Regions from separate parts of the Homo sapiens genome. Here region 1 is linked to region 2. A link is a loop called in an ENCODE intact Hi-C map of the cell type or tissue named here. Cell type or tissue: HCT116. All regions are shown on one strand.

Region 1 (5,000 bases), 210 kb after region 2:
TGGGTTGGAAGTTTTAGTAGTCTGAGCCTGTGAGAACAAGAATGCCAAAAGAGTAGTAAAGAAAACCTGACTCTGGAATTCTCATTCACAGAATACTGCAACTATCCTCTGAAGAAGGGCACCTGTAATTCATATTTGACCAGATTCTACTACAACACTTTGACATTTTTATGTGAGCCCTTTGTCTTCAGTGGCTGTGGAGGCAACAGAAACAACTTTAAACAGAAATATTTCTGTGAAAAAATGTGTATTACTGAAAAGTAAGTCTCTGGATATCTTACCCAACCCTCAATGACACCAAACACTAGGGATCAAAGCTTTTTAAGGAAAAAGGAAATGAAAGGCAAGGGCAATGAGCAGGGAGGCAAGAAATTATACCTAAGTTAGGGATAGCCTGTCATAGGTATTAATTTCTCAGGTCACTTAAATGTCACTATAATCAGTCATAGGCATAAGTTTTTCAGGTAACTTAGTTTAATAACATTCTTGAAATTGTGAAAATTGAAGTTCAGCCAAGCACAGTGGTGTGCACCTGTAGTCCCAGCTACTTGGGAAGCTGAGGCAAGAAGATTACTTGAGCCCAGCATTCAAGACCAGCCTGGGCAATACAGCAAGACTTCCATTTAGATAGATAGATAGATAGATAGATAGATAGATAGATAGATAGACAGACAGACAGACAGACAGACAGACAGACAGACAGATAGATATAGATAGCCAGGCGCGGTGGCTTATGCCTGTAATCCCAGCACTTTGGGAGGCTGAGGCGGGCGGATCATGAGGTCAGTAGATCAAGACCATCCTGGCTAACATGGTGAAACCCCTTCCCTACTAAAAATACAAAAAGTTAGCTGGGCACGGTGGCACACACCTGTAATTCCAGCTACTCAGGAGGCTGAGGCAGGAGAATCGCTTGAACCCAGGAGGCAGAGGTTGCAGTGAGCCAAGATCATGCCACTGCACTCCATCCTGGGCAACAAGAACGAGACTCTGTCTCAAAAAAATAAAAATAAAAATAAAAATAAAGCTCAGAGAGGCTACTGATTTGCCCAAATTCACTCAGAAGAAGGACATGGATCCAGAGCTCCTAGCTCCCCACCAGCATCTCAGTACTACCAGGATGGCATCAGCTTTTTGAGATTGTGTTCAACATCTTATTGTTTCACAGTTAAATGGAAAGCTATGAGAATGTCAGAAGAGTAGGAGAAGACAAGGATCATGGTTTAGTATCCACTATAAAGAATAGCTAAACAATGGTCTTACACGCAAGAGCAGAGATATCACTTTATTCATCTGTATATTCTCAAAGTCTAGTACTATGTTTGCCCATTAATATTTTATGGATAGATGCATGGGTCAGGAGGAATATTAGTATTAAAGAGAGCTGTGAAGTTCTGCTGAGATGTTAAGGACCCATTGTTTGGGTCCTTATTGATACCAATGGCCATAATAATCTCTAAATTTATTTATTCATTAACAGGGACCAAAGTCAATAGGGCCTTAATATGACAGAAGGAGGAAACAAGGAAAAAGGAGTATGCTCTATGAAAAATCATGCCAAAGTTATTCTGAGAAAATAAATTGGATTATTTCTAAAAGATTTTTGAATTCTGAATTCTTTCTAATTTCCTTGCCCAGGTTTACCTTTCATACTAATTAGATATATAAAACTTTAACTGAAAATTTTCTGTATGTCAGCTCTGGTCTGAATTTATTCATCTCTCCCATTCTAGATTCTTCCAACATATACTGCAAATGACCTCTCTGCAGGGACCAACCTATCCATGTAATGCATCAGTGTATGTAAAGGCAATCATTATTGATATCTCCTCGGCATGACATGCCAAAACTGAGTTTCTTTCTGTATTTTGTCACTGACTTCAGTGGGATTTGCATGTAGGTGGCACCAAGATAATCATTATTAAATTCTTTCACCTGCTCCAAATCAAAGGGCATTCAACCCACAAAAGTGATCATATTCTAGGGAAATATCTTCAGTGCCCTAGCTACAAGCCATATGGAAATTGTGACTTTACAGCTGAGAGCTATGAGTCTTGAACCAAAGTGAACCTCTACTCTCAGAGCATGAAGGGCCACTCCCTTCTTCTCTGTCTTATTCATATTCTTGTCAAGGACTAAGCCTCACAAATGAATCTATTGATATAAATAGCTTATGCCAGTGTTCTAAGGGCCATAAACAGTAGAATAAACTGAAGCTCAGAGTGAAGCCACTTGTGGGTATTCTAGCTCGATCTCAACACTGGCAACCCCTAATCCTGAATTATGGGCATATCCTAGGAGAAATCATGGGAATTAGCAAAAAGTATGTGTTAAAGATGTCACCTAGTTCTGCTTCCAGGAATTACTCCTGTGCAAAAAAGGGACAAAGGAAACAAGAATGTTCTGGTAGCTTCTAGGTATTGAGGCAAAGTCTAGAATCTCAGACCATGCTGTGTCTTGGGCCTGAATGTCATGGTGCCTATTCATGGATTCTGAAGATTTTCCTTCCTCTGATTACTGTAAAAAACAGTGTTACATAAACAAGATTCAAGTGCAATTTTTTAAGTCTTTCAAAACTATAGTCTAGTCCAAAGAATTAATATAAGTAAAATATTCTCTGGAGACAAAGAATTACCGACAATGATGACCCAAAGTTCATTCTAGCCTCAAGTTTTCAGATTTCTTCTGGGCACTTGAGTAATTGCCCAAGTTTCTTTCTCAATCAATCCTATATTTGCATCTAAGAAAAAGGTATGTGTGTACTGTCTGTAGTGCTGAAGGAATATTTTATAATTACCCACAAAGATTAGTAAAAAGGCCCAAAGATATATGTGCATTGCAGACCTTCATAGAAAACCACATACCCAAGGACTAATACAGGACACAAATCCACAAGAAACCCAAGTGGATTTCACATTAAATTCAAGTGAGATATTTTGAGGAGAAAGTCACAGATAGAAGAGTAACAAAGATAAAAATATAAACCAAAACCTCAGAGTACAAACCAAAGACAGAATGAAAAGATTTTGGTTCTGACTCTAGCCTCTTCCCCTGAGTCATATCTTACCACTGGAGAAACTGAAAGGAAAAGATCCCATTACATATGAGATGGAAATTAAAAGTGGTTTAAGAAGATTCTGATTTCTCATTTAAAAAGCCCCAAAGAGTAGGCGTAGTGACTCACGCCTATAATCCCAGAACTTTAGGGGGTCAAGGCAGGAGGATCACTTGAGGCCAGGAGTTTGAGACCAGCCTGGGCAACACAGCAAAACTTGTCTATTAAAAAAATACAAAAGATGGCCAGGCCCGATGGCTCACACCTGTAATCCCAGCACTTTGGGAGGCCAAGGTGGGTGGATCACCTGAAGTCAGGAATTCGAGACCAGCCTGGCCAACGTGGTGAAACCCCATCTCTACTAAAAATACAAAATTAGCCAGGTGTGGTGGCGCATGCCTGTAGTCCCAGCTACTTGGGAGGCTGAGGCAGGAGAATCACTTGAACCCAAGAGGGAGAAGTTGCAGTGAGCCAAGATCATGCCATTGCACTCCAGCCTGGGCAACAAGAGCGAAACTCCACCTCAAAAAATAATAATAATAATAATAATACAAAAGGCCAGGTCCAGTGGCTCATGCCTGTAATCCCAGCACTTTGGGAGGCCAAAACAGGCGGATTGCTTGAGTTCACAAGTTCAAGACCAGCCTGGACAACACGGCAAAACTCCATCTCTACTTAAAATACAAAATTGGCAAGGCATGGTGGTACATGCCTGTAGTCCCAGCTGCTTGGGAGGCTAAGGTAGGATGCCGGCCTCAGCCAGGAGACAGAGGTTGCATGAGCCGAGATGGCACCACTGCACTCCAGCCTGGGCGATAGAGCCAGATCTTGTCTCAAAAAAAAAAAAAAAAAGGTGGTGGGGAGAAGAAAAAAAATTGTAATACAAAAGATAAACAAAACAAAAAGTTGTTTTTTTGGAAAGATAACAAAACTGGCAAACCTTTAGCTAGACTAACCAAGAAAAAAATGAAGACCAAATAAATAAAATCAGGGATGAAAAAGGACACATTACAACTGATACCGCAGAAATACAAAGAATCACTAGAGACTTTTTTTTTCCCCTGAGATGGAGTTTTGCTCTTGTTGCCCAGGCTGGAGTGCAATGGCACGATCTCAGCTCACTGCAACCTCCACCTCCCGGGTTCAAGCGATTCTCCTGCCTTAGCCTCCTGAGTAGCTGGGATTACAGGCATGTGCCACCACACCCAGCTAATTTTATATTTTTAGTAGAGACAGGGTTTCTCCATGTTGGTCAGGCTGGTCTTGAACTCCCGACCTCAGGTGATCCACTCGCCTCAGGCTTCCAAAGTGCTAGGATTACAGGCGTGAGCCACCGCATCCGGCCTGGATCATTAGAGGCTATTATGGAAAACTACACACCAACAAATTGGAAAACTAAAAAGATAAATTATTTGACACATACAACTTACCAAAATTGAATCATAAAGAAACAGAAAACTTAAACAGGCCAACTATGAGTAATGAGATGAAAGCAGAAATTAAACGTATCTCTTTAAAGAAAAGCATAGGACCTGATGGTTTTACTGCTGAATTCTACCAAATATTTGAAGAAGAATTAATACAAATTCTACTCAAATTATTCTAAAAAATTGAAGAGGGAATACTTCCAAACTCATTCTACAAGGCAAGAAGTACCCTGTGGCCAGGCATGGTGGCTCACGCCTGTAATCCCAGCACTTTGGGAGACTAAGAGACCAAGGCAGGTGGATGACTTGAGGCGAGGAGTTCAAGACCAGCCTGGCCAACATGGCGAAACCCTGTCTGTACTAAAAATACAAAAATTAGCCAGGGAGGTGGCGCATGCCTGTAATCCTAGCTACTCAGGAGGCCAAGGCATAAGGATCGCTTGAACCCAGGAGGTGGAGGCTGCAATGAGCCAAGATCGTGCCACTACACTCCAGCCTGGGCAACAGGGCGAGACTCT
Region 2 (5,000 bases):
TACTCAACACACCGTGCTACCTCTATACCTCCATCCCTTTGCACTGCTCACAGTGACACTCTTCTTACTTCAAAACCTTTCTCAGACATCAACTGCTGTGATGTCACTCTTGACCCCATTCTACATTCCTCACTGCCACACCTTGCTTCAGAGTCTTGTGCATTCATTTTTCATTTGTTTATATCTTCAGTCTCATCCCTGAGGCTGTGAGTTTCTAGTGAGCAGGGAGTGAGTTTCTAGTGTATCTGCTTTCATCTTGGCATCCCAATTCCTAACAGGTAGCCTGGCACAGTACAGAACCTTATGGAACGTTGAGGATAAACGAAATGTATCCTGATCTGAACTGAATAAATTATTCATTGAGCACCTATTATGTGCTCAATGCTTCAAGGAACAGAGAAAAGGCATGATCTCTGCTATTTAGGAGCCCTTAGCCAAGAATTACAAATAAGCGAATAGGTATCAGGTGGCTACTGTGTGCCAGGCATAACTCTAATCACATCATGCAGATCAATTGGATCCTCAAAATAATCTTTTACACTGATCCTTTTATTATCTGAGGAAACTGACTCACAGTGAGGGAAAGTTGTTAATTTATCCAAGACAAAAAGGCTCGTAAAAACTGGAGGTAAGAGTTGAACTCAGGATGGCTGAATTCAGAATCCTTACCTGCTGGCATATGAGTGACTTAGCCCCCTAACCTGCCCACTCTACTTCTCTGTCAAGTCCTGTTCACTTTGCCTCCTATGTCCTACTCTTTCTTTCAAGCAGGTCCTACTCTTCTTCATCCCCTCAGCTACCTCTAGTTCCGGCCACCATTTCTATCATCTTGAAGTCCTTTAAGATACTCTGTTCCTCCTATTTTAAACTCGATAGATGTAGTATGAACCTGGTCATATGATGCCCCGCCTCGGTGGATTGCCATAGCCCTTGGGATCCAGGCAAGACTCTTTAATCTGGCCCACCATACCTGAATTGTTTGATCTCTGCCCACCCAGAATCTGTTTTCCTTGTACCATGCTCGTGCTCACTCTGCGTTCTGGACTCCCAAGGCCCCACCACTGAGCCTTTGTGCATGCTACTGCCTGTGCCTGGAAAACCCCTCCACCCACTTTTTGCCTAAAACATTACCCATCTTTCTCAACTCAACCCCAGATTTTCTTTCTCAAAGAAGGCAATCCCAACCCCCCTGACCACACTGAGACCAAATCCTATTGTGGGTCTCAGAGGCACTCAATCAGTATTTGTTGAATGAATAAAAACAGAATCTTTGATAGTCTTTTTGCATCCCAGGGTGATGGGCATGAAACTAAGATGCAGCAGAAAGGAGAAACCCTCTGTTCTGGAGCAGTCAGGAGAGGCGTTTTGGTGCAAAGTTGGATTTGTGTAGGCAGAGAGGTGGTCACTCCATAGCAAAAAAGTTGGGAAATATAAATTGCTTAATTTATCACTTGCAGCATATGTTAGGGCAACGATGGCCACCTGGGAGCTCAAAAAATTATAAGAGTGACAGGTATCCAAATAGCCAAAAGAATCTGATTCAATGCCACTGATTCACCAATGATTTGTTCTGGGAAACTGAGTCTCAGACATTACCTGATAGGATAAGGTCATTCCTAATGGCACACACCATATTTGGCACAGTAATGAATCTAAATCGCAGGTCTCCCAAGTCCAGCAGTTTTGCCAGAGACCAGCCCTCAGCGATCAGGGCACAAAGCCAGTCCAGGAAGGCAGAAGGTGAGGACAGGGGGAGGAGGGGTTGGTTATTCTGCAGCTCTGAATATTACCTTGTTTGAGATCTAAACATTTTTTTCCGCAGCTGAAGACACAACACTTCTTGTTGTCCTGGCATTGTCTGTCCTTTGTACACACATCCCTTTCTTGGAATTCACATTCTTCTCTGATTTTGGGACATCTCCCTAGGGAAAGAGCGGTTTTACACCCGTGTGCCTTAGAGAGCATAGTGTCTCCCCACTTTGCCAGACACAAGGCAATTCTAGAGAGTCAGGGAAGTTTGCTTTCAGTTTGCTTGCCCCCAGGAGTTCTTTTCCTCAGGGCAGCCTCACTCATTTCCCTACTGCCTACACCCCCACCACTCCCCAGTGACCTCTCCTCCCTCTATTCCCACCCCCCAGCTCCATCCCATCTAAGGCAGAATTTCTCAACCACTGGTGATATTTGGGCTGGATAATTCTTTGTTTGGGGGGCTGAACTGGGGATTGTAGGATGTTTAGCAGCATCCCAGGCCTCTTCCCATCAGAATCCAGTAGCACCCCTGATTGTAACAACTGAAAATGTCTCCAGGCACTGCAAAGGTCCCCTGGAAGGCAAAATCACACCATTGTGGGCCACTGATGTAAGCCAATGCGGTCTTTTTGGCCTTGTTGAGGAATCCATGTTTGGAAGTTCCTCTAGGTGGTAGTATTATACAGCAATTAGTATCACTTACCCCGGAGCCAGTTTAGATTTTGAATTCTGACTTGGTCTGAATTCTGACCCTCTCTGAACCTTGGTTTCATCATCTGTAAAATCATTTTGCCCTTACGGATTTTGTGAGAAAACAATGAGACAAAGTATATAAAGCCCTAATCAAAGTAACTGATGCACAGTCATATTATCTAACATTTGCTAAGTATTTACCATAAGCCGAGCACTCTTCTAAGCATTTTAAATGTATGATCTCATTTAATCTTTATAATTGCTCTATGAAGGAAGTTCTATTAATATCCCCATTTTACACATGCGGAAACTGAGACCCATGAAATTTAAGTAACTTGCCCAAGATTACAGGGCTACCAAGATTTGAACCCACTAAGTCTGATTCCAGATCCCTCTGTTGTTTTAGAAATCCCTTTTCAGAAATCCTTACTTCCTGAGTGTTCAGCAAATGATACCAATGATCATTGTTACATTATAGTCATGGAATTAATATTCCACAACTAATGTGTCTTAAGTTTAAAGAGACTTCTGGATGCTGTCCTTTATCTCAAAGTTAGGGAACCCCTAGGGATACAGGGACACTTTATGGGACTACATTTGAAAGAACCAAGAGTGGATAGAGATGATGCCTCAAGGAAGGGGCCTGTTTTGCTTGTGGGGTAAGGAGAAGGTCCCTTGGTTTCCCGGATTCCTGTAGCGACTCCCCTGAAAGCTAGATCCTGTGACTCTCCTCCACCTGCTTGATAAAGACCCTCCACTTCAAAGGAGCTGAAAGTGGGGATTGCCTAAGTTGGGGTTACTGCATTCCCAGAAGGAATCTTACACAGGAGGGATCTTACAAATATCTCTCTCCTCTCCCAACCCGGGACCTGGGCTAAGATGGTGGAAAGCAACCCACATCTGAAGAGTTCTTCCCTGTTCCTTCCTCCCAGCAAACTCCCCTCTCTCTAGGGTAAGGGCTGAGGCCAATACTTACTGGGAAATAACCAATCAGTCAGACCAGGTCCCTGGACATTCGCTAAGAGGACGAATAGCACCAGGAGGCTCAAAAGTCCAGAAGATCCCATGTTGAAGAGAGGCCAGCCTTTCTGGTGGTTCCCGAATTTGGAATGCTCAGCTGCTGCACCTTGGATATAAGAACTGGAGACAAGCCAGCCACCCCCTTTCTTGCTGGGAACACTAAGTTCCCAAGGTCACAAATGGGACTAACTGGCACCCACAGCTCACAGCTTGGGAGGAAGGGTCTCTTATTGAATGGATCTTGATCCTTACACCCCTAGGCTGCACTGGGCTGGGGGCTCTAGTCAACCACAGGGAGTGGGCAAAGCGTGTCTCCCACTTTCCAGGCTACCTTCAGAGTGAATGCCACCATCTTGGGTCTTCATCTTGATAACTTGGAGAGTGGTGGAATGTCCTCATTCTTCATTCATTTTCCATCGTACGTGCACACTTACTAGCACACTCCTTCTGCTTGTCTCTGACAATGTGTCTCTGTCGGTCTCTTGGTATCTCATTGTTTATCTGTGCCTCTCTGTGCCTAAGTCTACTGTTTCTCTTTCCCCATGGTCTCTGTGTTCCTTTCTCCCTCTCCCACAGTTTCCTCCCATCCTTCTGTCTTTTATTGTATCTTTGGTTCACTCATATTCGTTGACTAAGGCCAAAGAATACAGATTTGCCACAGAGCAGGGTGTAGGGGAGGAATCAGGCTGATAGCAGAGTCTTCAGAGAATGTTTCTCAAAGTTTTGTTGCTCTGAGAGCAAGAGAGGATATCAGAGCTTAGAGGGAGCCTTTATCATCACTGCCAGCTCCTTGATGTCTGAGGAACTATGAAGTGAAGGGACTTGCCTGGGAGACTGCAGTGGAATAAAGTTCAGTAACACAGCAGACTTTGGGGATTCTAACTGGGCTGCTAGAGGAGCTGTGGGAAAGAGGTGCTGGGGAACTTGGACAGCTTTCCTTTCCTACAGCCATGGAATCTACACTGGCCACTCAGCCAGTCCTGGGAAGAAGAGAGACACTCTTTACAGAGTAAATGTTATCCCGAGGGCTCCCGTTTTCTTCTCTAACTAGGAGTTACCCTTTTGGGCCAAGTTTGTTCTCCAAATTTTCCTACATGACAGACAGAGGCCAGACAAAGACAGCCTTATTATCAGAGAGTGACTATATGGTCACAAAATTTAGGATCACAGACAGCCGCCGTAAGAATCCCATGCCACCAACTTGACAATCTCACTTGAAGAGACTACCGAATCAAATTTTTCTTTTCTTTTTTCTTCTTTTCTTTTCTTCTCTTTTCCTTTCCTTTCCTTTCCTTTCCTCTTCTCTTCTCTTCTCCTTTCCTTTCCTTTCCTTTCCTTTCTTTTCTTTTCTTTTCTTTTTTTTCTTTAAAAACATTCTTGCTCTGTCATCCAGGCTGGAGTGCAGTGGCACAATCTCGGCTCACTGCAATCTCCACCTTCCCGGTTCAAGCAATTCGTGCCTCGACCTCCCAAGTAGCTGGGATTACAGGCATGCACCACCATGCACAGCTAATTTTTGTATATTTAGTAGAGATGAC

Evidence for each region. Hi-C counts contacts between places; a loop is a spot of excess contacts. Peaks named below come from ENCODE experiments on the same cell type or tissue, not always from the same donor. Only the 100,000 strongest peaks of a DNase experiment are listed, where the experiment ranks them.
Region 1: it touches region 2 in a loop (4-fold over the local background); 8 of 110 quality-filtered maps call a loop at or near these places.

What each region holds. Positions count from the first base shown.
Region 1 is chr20:45,749,829-45,754,828 of GRCh38, forward strand. It overlaps the pseudogene SPINT5P. Among named protein-coding and RNA genes, the nearest start is that of SPINT4, 30 kb to the left of the region's middle. In HCT116, no CTCF peak of the experiment used is centred here; no DNase peak of the experiment used is centred here.
Region 2 is chr20:45,543,849-45,548,848 of GRCh38, forward strand. It overlaps EPPIN-WFDC6 (EPPIN-WFDC6 readthrough), which reads right to left and starts at 3,553. Exons shown (of 5, transcript NM_001198986.2): 1 at 3,419-3,553; 2 at 1,791-1,922. The coding sequence starts at 3,509. It overlaps EPPIN (epididymal peptidase inhibitor), which reads right to left and starts at 3,553. Exons shown (of 4, transcript NM_020398.4): 1 at 3,419-3,553; 2 at 1,791-1,922. The coding sequence starts at 3,509. In HCT116, a CTCF peak has its summit at 2,409 (motif pointing right); a DNase peak (open chromatin) is centred at 2,403; H3K27me3 peaks cover 2,541 bases.